3 separate regions of the Homo sapiens genome follow, and all the other regions are linked to region 1. Evidence: chromatin contacts called from ENCODE Hi-C or POLR2A ChIA-PET data. All regions are on one chromosome and are shown on one strand. Each heading gives the region's core, a stretch centred on a gene start or an enhancer-like site at or near the end of the contact. The rest is flanking DNA. Distances are from core to core; before and after follow the strand shown. Region 1 has its middle 27 kb from the start of CEP19. Region 2 has its middle 32 kb from the start of ZDHHC19. Region 3 holds the start of PIGZ (phosphatidylinositol glycan anchor biosynthesis class Z (Gwada blood group)).

Region 1 (2,710 bases), core at 156-2,655:
CAGGCTGGGGGAATGGCCCCAGTGCTGACACCAAGCAGCTAGGAAACAGGGCAGAAGTTTTGATTGTGGCATCTATATGCCAGGACTTTGCTCCCACCACTTCTCCCATGCTGCCCCCATTTCTAGAATCTTCCTCCTATTTCTTTCCCTTCATTCTTTGCTTTCCTCTCCCACTCTAGCTCCAAACTCGCATTTGCAGTTGTATAAAGGGGGGAAATACATGAATTTTTAGAAATAAAATTTGTCTTACCAATGGGATTGGAATTGTAATCCCATTCTCTTAAACTCATTTTAAACCCCTACTAAATCTTTGAACCTTTTCTACTTTATCACATGGTTAGAATGGGTGAAGTTCCATTACTCAATTCTTTCATCACTTAATTAAATCCAATTAATCTATTGACTGCTTTGCTCAATCTTTTTTTTTTTTTTTTCCAGACAGAGTCTTGATCTGTCGTCCAGGCTGGAGTGCAGTGGCACAATCTCGGCTCACTGCAACCTCTGCCTCCCGGGTTCAAGCGATTCTCCTGCCTCAGCCTCCCGAGTAGCTGGGATTACAGGCATGTGCCACCACACCCGGCTAAATTTTTTGTACTTTTAATAGAGATGGGTTTCACCATGTTGGCCAGGCTGGTTTCTAACTCCTGACCTCAGGTGATCCGCCTGCCTCGGCCTCCCAAAGTGCTGGGATTACAGGCCTGAGCCACCGCGCCTGGCCAATCTGTTTAATCTTGAATTCTCTTCATATTCTTTCTATGACTAGTGCTACAGCGGTGCTGGATGTTTAAGTGATCTTCAGCTGAATTCCGCATCTCCCATGGCTTTGACTCTGTAGTCACCTCCCCTAAAAGTCATGCTGATGACCTGAAGACATGGACACGCTCCACAATCCATGCGATATAGAGGAGAAGGAAAATAAGAATGAAAACAAATACTAAACACTATCATTCCTCTAGGGTAGGGGTGTCCAATCTTTTTTCTCCCCACATTAAAAGAAGAATTGTCTTGGGCCATACATTAAAAAATACACTAACACTAATGATAGCTGATGAACTAAAAAAAAAAAAAGTCACAAAAAAAAGCTTATCAATTTGTGTTGGGCTGCATTCAAAGCCACCTGGGCCACATGCAGCCCGCGGGCAGCAGGTGGGACAAGCTTGCTCTAGGGTAAGTGGATGACTCCTGGAACTTCCTGCAATGTGTGGTTGGACCACTGATAGTCGTGGGCGGGAGAAAGCACTGAGGAGGCAAGACAATGAGCGATTCGAACGCGGCTGTGCATGACAAGGAAGACACTGCGTGGTTTTTGTTTTACACTTTGCACATTTTATTTTTAGCCTCGCCACTGCCCACATGGTTCTAAAAATTACCACCAGGGGGCAGAAGGGTGCCAATGTCCATTGTCTCTGCTACGTTTGGGTTTTCCTTTCCGAATTTCCTCACAGAAGAATTTCTGATCCTATTATACAGATTAAGAAACCAAGGAGCAGAGTGAAGTAAGTGGTAGGCAATCCAGCATTTTGTGAGTGGCAGTGGCAGGAGTTAAACACTGGTTTGGGTAAATACAAGGACTAGGCACTTTCAGAGCTCACCTGAGTTTAAAAACATTTTACAATCCTCTTTGATTAAATGCAATACATTAAGAAAACTTCAAACAGGCCAGGCGCGGTGGCTCACGCCTGTGATCACAACACTTTGGAAGGCCGAGGCAGGCGGATCACCTGAGGTCAGGAGTTCGAGACCAACCTGGCCACCGTGGTGAAACCCCATCTCTACTAAAAATACAAAAATACGGGCATTGTGGTGAACACCTGTAATCCCAGCCACTCAGGAGGCTGAGGCAGGAGAATCGCTTGAACCCGGGAGATGGAGGTTGCAGTGAGCCGAGATCGCACCACTGCACTCCAGCCTGGGTGACAGAGCAAGACTCCGTCTCAAACAAAAACAAAACACTTCAAACAATGTTACTGTAACTCCTTCTATTTTCCTGTTTTGTGTTTCACTTATCACCAGTTTTTGTCACTCATAGTCTTTTCAGCTCTGTGTCCATTGTAAAAGAGGGGGACTTGCCCCTTTCGACTAATATCGACTTTATGTCCCTCCATTAAGAAAACCTTGGCCAGGCGCGGTGGCTCAAGCCTGTAATCCCAGCACTTTGGGAGGCCGAGACGGGTGGATCATGAGGTCAGGAGATCGAGACCAGCCTGGCCAACATGGTGAAACCCCATCTCTACTGAAAATACAAAAAATTAGCCGGGTGTGGTGGCGGGTGCCTGTAGTCCCAGCTACTGGGGAGGCTGAGGCAGGAGAATCACTTGAACCCGGGAGGCGGAGTGTTGCAGGAAGTCACCAGCTGAAGCCATGACAGAAGAACGTGGATTGTGAAGATTTTATGGACATTTATTAGTTCCCCAAATTAATACTTTTGTAATTTCTTATGCCTATCTTTACTGCAATCTCTAAACATAAATTGTGAAGATTTCATGGACACTTATCACTTCCCCAATCAATACCCTTGTGATTTCCTATGCCTGTCTTTACTTTAATCTCTTAATCCTGTCAGCTGAGGAGGATGTATGTCACCTCAGGACCCTGTAATAATTGCATTAACTGCACAAATTGTACAGCATGTGTGTTTGAGCAATATGAAATGTGGGCACCTTGAAAAAAGAACAGGATAACAGCAATTGTTCAGGGAACAAGAGAGATA
Region 2 (2,710 bases), core at 103-2,602, 510 kb after region 1:
CACTCCACTCCGGGCGACAGAGCAAGATTCCATCTTAAAAAAAAAAAAAAAGTAAAACACATATATTTCAGAAATTTTTTAAAGTACAGAAAAACACAAAGAGGAAAAGTAAAATCCTCTGTAATCCCACAGCCCAGAACTAAGCACTGTTAACATCTGGGGACCTCCTTCTAGTCGTTCCTCTTGCTGTCAACATGCATATTTAGTAAAAGTCGCCATCACACCATTCTGTAATTTTTAAACAGCCTTATTGAGATCTAATTGTCTAAAATAGATATTGAAAATATACAATTTGATAAGTTCTGACATATGTATACATCTGTGAAGCCACCACTGCAATCAAGATGCTGAAGCTAAGCTGGGGGCCGTGGCTGACGTCTTGAATTCCAGTTACTCGGGGGCTGAGGCAGGAGGATTGCTTGAGGCCAGGAGTTCGAGACCAGCCTCAGCAACATAGTGAGACCCCCCCCCACCCCCCGCCCCCATCGCTTAAAAGAAAAACCAAACAAAAAGATGCTGACAATCTGTCACCCCCGAATGTCTCCTCAGGCCCCTTTGGTAACCCTTCCCTCGCTGCTCTCCCTTCCCAGTGTGGACATCCAGAACTCAGAGACTTTTGGCTAGGATCACAGGTCTGGGTAGCAGGCACCTGGCCCGGGGGCTGGCCTAAGCTCTGTCTCCTGGCCAGGATGTGCTTCAGGGAGAACCAACAATATCGCCTTGTGCAGGCCAAAGGGTGCGTTTGATTTTGTCAGTTTCCTCCGGCAGCTCAGCTAACTCCCCACGAGTCGGCTTCCTTCCCCGCAGCCCCGTCATGGAACCTTCCAGTTCGCTAAAGGGGGTTCCACCCTGAGTGGGCTCTGCAGCCTTGTCTGGGCCAGTTGCTGGGGCCCCCGTGTGGCTCGTATAATGGGTGCGTGTTGCCCCTCCAGGTGGAGTTGGAGCTGGGGCGGAGCCTGCCCGCGTGTTGGGGTGTGCAGCAGGCTGCCTTGGAGCACCTGACTCGTTTTTAGCCGCTTTTAATGGGTGTCTTTCTGCATCCTGTTACTCATGCACTTCAGTGAGCAGAGTTTCCTGAGTGTAATTTCATCTTTTCTCTATGACTCAGGGCTGTATTTGCAGCCTAATTTGCTAATGTCAGGTGGCAGATGGAGTGAACAGTGTGGGTGGACGGGGCCAGCCCCAGCAGTGCCACTGGAACTTACTTTCCTGCAAAGACCACATGCTTCAGCTGGTCTTTTTGGCTGTGTTCTCCAGCCTCCGGAGGCAGAATGGAGGTTGGGTTTCTGCCTGGCCTACTGGCAGCCTATGACGCTACCAACTGATTAGCAAATCAAAGGCCAAAGCAGCCTTCTCTTAAACGGCTTTGTCACCCTCCAGCAAATCAGCATCGCAGACTCTCTTACTTGTACATTGTTTCACAGTTCTGGACACTTTCACACGCATTTTCTCCTTTGAGCTTCAGAACGCCCCTGTGAGAAAAGCAGGCAATTGTTCCTTTCCCAGTTTAGATCTGACTACACAGCAGGCTCCAAAATCAATGCCAGGTCCATTAACGACCTGACAGGCAGAATACCAACCCTTACAAAGCGAGTATAGGATAATATCTCTTGACCTTGGGGGTACAAAGAATTTCTTGAAAGCACTAATTGTTAAGAAAAAGATGAATAAATTCTACTAATTTTAAAAGGGAAAAGAAAAAAGAAAAGCTCTGTTCATCAGAGGATGCGACGAATAAAGCTTTAGAAAGACCAATGCAGGATCAGAGTCCAGAGTACATAAAGAACTCCTAGAAATAAATAAGAAAAAAGACCAGGAAAACCCGACCAGGTGTTTTGCAAAACAGGAAATATACATTGTCCATCAACATGTAAAAGATGCTTAACTTTATTAGAAATAAAGAAAACGCAAAATAAAGCCACTAGGAAATACCATTCTATAACCATCAGATTGGCAAAGATAAAAAGAATGGCAGTTCCTTCGGGCTGGGTGTGTTGGCTCATGCCTGTAATCCCAGCAATTTGGGAGGCTGAGGCAGGAAGATCGCTTGAGCCCAGGAGTTTGAGACCACCCTGGGCAACACAGTGAGAACTCATCTCTACAAAAAGCACAAAAATTAGTCAGGCATGGTGGCACATACCTGTGGTCCCAGCTACTTGGGAGGCTGAGGCGGGAGGATCACTTGAGCCTGGGAGGACGAGGCTGCAGTGAGCCAAGATCATGCCACCATGATCCAGCCTGGGTGGCAGAGTGAGATCCTGTCTCAAAAACATTTTTTTAAAATAATAAATTAAAAAAACAAAACAAAACTGCAGGGCGGGGTGCAGTGGCTTGCGCCTGTAATCCCAGCACTTCGGGAGGCCGAGGTGGGCGGATCATGAGGTCAAGAGATTGAGACCATCCTGGCCAACATGGTTAAACCTCGTCTCTACTAAAAACACAAAAATTAGCTGGGCGTGGTGGCGGGAGCCCGTAGTCCCAGCTGCTTGGGAGGCTGAGGCAGGAGAATCGCTTGAACCCGGGAGGCAGAGGTTTCAGTGAGCCAAGATCACACCACTGCACTCCAGCCTGGGCAACAGGGTGAGACTCCATCTCTCAAAAAAAAAAAAAAAAAAAAAAAAAAGACTGGAGTTTCAAGTGTTAACAAGAATGTAGGACACAGGGAACTCTGCCTGCCCACTGGCAAGCGTGTAAGTTCCACCCCGTTGAG
Region 3 (2,710 bases), core at 116-2,615, 280 kb before region 1:
AGTCGTCGTTTTTAGTGTGAGGGGTGCTATGGGGCACGGAGGGCGATCCGGCTGCCGACCCTCGGCGGCGGCGCGGGAGTGCGAGGCCGGCGGGGAGGTCGGGTCCTGCGGCCTCGCCGGGGCCCCTGCAGCGCTCTCCCGCCAGGGGGCAGCGTCGGGCCGGCGGCGCGGGCGGGAAGCTCCAGCGGCCGGGACGCGGTGGTGCCGTCTTCCCCCTGCGGTGAGGGACCGCGTCGCGCCACCCCGCTCTCAGCGCAGCCCGCAGCGGCGAGGCCACCGGGTGGGACACGGGTGCCCGCGCGTCGCGCCGCAGCTCGCGGGGACCTGGCGCCCCGTCCCGGGAGGGGATCTGGCCCCCGGGCGCCGGCTCTCCGTCCACGCGGCGTCCTCCCTGCAGCCCGCTAGGGCCGCTCGCCCGTCGCCGCCTGCGGAACGCGGAGGGGCAGCACGGCCACGCCCGGCCACTCGAACCTGCTCCCCGGCGCCGCGTGACCGTGTCAGGTCCCCGTCGGCCTCGCCGTGCCGACCCCGGGCGCCTCCACAGTGGCTCGGAGGCCGCTGCTGCCCGGATGCCCGGGTTCCACGAGGCTCTCCCAGCCCGACAAGCCCGCCGATCCCACGGGCACGGGCGGAGGAGAGGGAACCGCCGCGCCCGCCCCGCGCGCCGTCGCCGACCCCGGTGGGTCGCGCTTCCCCGCGCACGCCGCGCTCTGGCGCGGGGAGAGGCCCCTCGGGGTCCGCCCGGGTCAGCGTCCCGCGGGGGTGGCGGCCGTTCGCTCAGCCTCCTCTCGACTTCCCTTTCCTGTCAGGGCTGCTGGGGCTGACAGGCTCCCGGGCAACCACGCCGGGGAACCCCTCACGCCCGCCGATCGCTGCGGGGCTCAGCAGCCGCCCCGTGCGCTGAGTCCCCTGTCATGAGTGACTCCATTGCGAGGCGTTTCGGGCCACGAAGCAGGACCGGGGGCCGCACTCCGGGTCCCCGCCCTGCCCTCGCCGACCTCCCGCGCGTGGAAGGGGGACGGCGGCGGCGGAGCTCCCCGCCACGGAGAACCCCGAAATGGTCATTTCGAACGAGAGGAGTGTGGCCTGGGGTGTCTGGTTTAACAGCCCCCCGCGCCGAAAGGCTGTTCGCCGAGGAGGGGCCGCCGGGGAGGGAGCCCGAGCGCGGCGGGGCGAGACCGGTCCCCGCCCGGCGTTGCCCGGCCCGAGGGACGGCGGCGCCCCCAGGACCCTCCCCAGCGCGGCCCCAGCTCGCTCCGGGACCGCGGGGCCAGGCCGGGCGGGAGCGCGGGGACGTACACGGCGGCCCCGCCCGCGCGCTCCTCCTCCCTCCCGGCCCGCCCTGCGCCGGCGGCGGCGGCCCCAGTCTCCGCGCTGCTGAGGCGCGCCCGGCCGCTCCCACGGCCTCCCCTCCGCCCTGCGGTCCCGCCGCCTCCGGGGCCTCCTGGGACCCTGGCCCTCGCCGGGCAGGACGCCGCCAGCGCTGAAGGCGCAGCCCGGAGGCCGCGCGGGTGAGTCGGTGCGCAGCCCCAGCGGCTCCAGAGGAGCGGGTGCGGGGAGGGCGAGCGGACCAAGTCGGCCGCGTTCCCACCTTGCGCGCAGCCGGGAGACCAGCAGGCCCAGCCTCTAGGGAGGAGGGCAGGGGAGCTGGGGGCCGCCCCCCGCATTCTCGCAGGCACCTGTCCCTAGGCCGGGGTCCGCTGGCTCGAAGCACTGACCCGCCCCGGACCTAGGGGGACGGAGGCAGCGGTGACATTTGCCCAGGAAGGGCGGCAGTGGGTAAACTCCACTCCAGGGCACGGGTCTGGGCGCAGGTTGAGGCCTGGGGTTGAATCTGCTTCTGCTAGAGGCCAGTGTTCTCAGGGAGGCCCATAACCCGACTGGGTCTCAGTTCCCCCTGGTATGAAACAGCAACAGGGCAAGAGGAGGAAACCATGCCACGCTGCAAAGCTCTGAGCACGAAGCCGAGAAGAATCTCGGCTCCCGGCCTCGGGGGCTGCACTTCGGGCCAGGCCTGCACTCCCAGGATAAGAGGATGGCCTCCTGCCCCAGGGGTGGCATGGGGGCGCGCAAAAAGCAAAGGTGACCCTGCCAGGGAGCACCCAGCGCTCCGGTTGGTGGTCATGGGGTCTTTGCGTGGGACTCACAGTGTGGCCGGGAAAGTTCTGTAATGAGGACATTTCTCATCATTCCTTCTTCTCAAAAGTCATTCGTCAGCCCCAGACACCTTTGCCTCGGAAAACTGAGAACTACTTTCAAAATCGTCAACACCCCCATCTCCTGCTACAGAGCGGAGTCCCCACTTTGCAGAGGCGCACTGCAAGGTCGCGGGTGGTTAAATGGTGCGCCCTCCTTGATGAAGATGCCTTGTTCTCTTTCACTCTCTATGTGTGTTTAATGTTGTGTGTTGCGTTCTCTGTGAAGCGAAGGATAAACACGGGCCCTTTCAGGCAACCGAAGGAAGAAGGCGGCCAGCATCAGATCTTCCCGTGCTTCAAGGTGGAGCACCCTGCAGGGCTTACTGCAGCGCTCAGGGTCAAAGTGAGGATGCAGTGCGGCACCAAAAGGCAAATGGACTCTGGAGAGCCACTCTCACCTTGTACCCCTGGAGTAGACCCCGAGGACTGGAGGACTGGAACAAGATCTTAGTCCTGAGGGCGGGAGAAGCAGCCTTTGGTGGTTGCACAGGGGCCCGGCTTTTCCCGAAGTC

The links. Hi-C counts contacts between places; a loop is a spot of excess contacts on that map. ChIA-PET counts read pairs that join two places held with the same protein, here RNA polymerase II (POLR2A). Pooled maps may share reads with other maps.
Region 2: a pooled map shows a loop between it and region 1 (2.7-fold over the local background). The contact joins two enhancer-like sites. A Hi-C loop is called at or near these places in 1 of 50 pooled maps. POLR2A ChIA-PET finds 5 or more read pairs at or near these places in 2 of 52 experiments (H1 and T-cell).
Region 3: a map of naive thymus-derived CD4-positive, alpha-beta T cell shows a loop between it and region 1 (17-fold over the local background). The contact joins the promoter of PIGZ here to the enhancer-like site in region 1. A Hi-C loop is called at or near these places in 1 of 168 maps with a recorded cell type or tissue (naive thymus-derived CD4-positive, alpha-beta T cell), 1 of 37 single-sample maps with no recorded cell type and 12 of 50 pooled maps.

Annotation. Positions count from the first base shown.
Region 1 is chr3:196,683,731-196,686,440 of GRCh38, reverse strand. No RefSeq gene overlaps it. Among named protein-coding and RNA genes, the nearest start is that of CEP19, 27 kb to the left of the region's middle. Within about 2 kb of position 1,405, at least 6 of the 41 ENCODE cell types and tissues checked have a DNase peak (open chromatin) inside an H3K27ac peak, as active enhancers do.
Region 2 is chr3:196,178,218-196,180,927 of GRCh38, reverse strand. No RefSeq gene overlaps it. Among named protein-coding and RNA genes, the nearest start is that of ZDHHC19, 32 kb to the left of the region's middle. RefSeq lists an enhancer at 941-1,140. Within about 2 kb of position 1,352, at least 16 of the 41 ENCODE cell types and tissues checked have a DNase peak (open chromatin) inside an H3K27ac peak, as active enhancers do.
Region 3 is chr3:196,967,488-196,970,197 of GRCh38, reverse strand. It overlaps PIGZ (phosphatidylinositol glycan anchor biosynthesis class Z (Gwada blood group)), which reads left to right and starts at 1,365. Exons shown (of 3, transcript NM_025163.4): 1 at 1,365-1,511. It overlaps LOC124906255 (collagen alpha-1(I) chain-like), which reads right to left and starts at 1,065. Exons shown (of 3, transcript XM_047449439.1): 1 at 949-1,065; 2 at 1-802. The coding sequence starts at 1,065. RefSeq lists silencers at 26-245, 256-575, 686-745, 856-915, 926-1,135 and 1 more and enhancers at 181-716, 717-1,252, 1,253-1,788.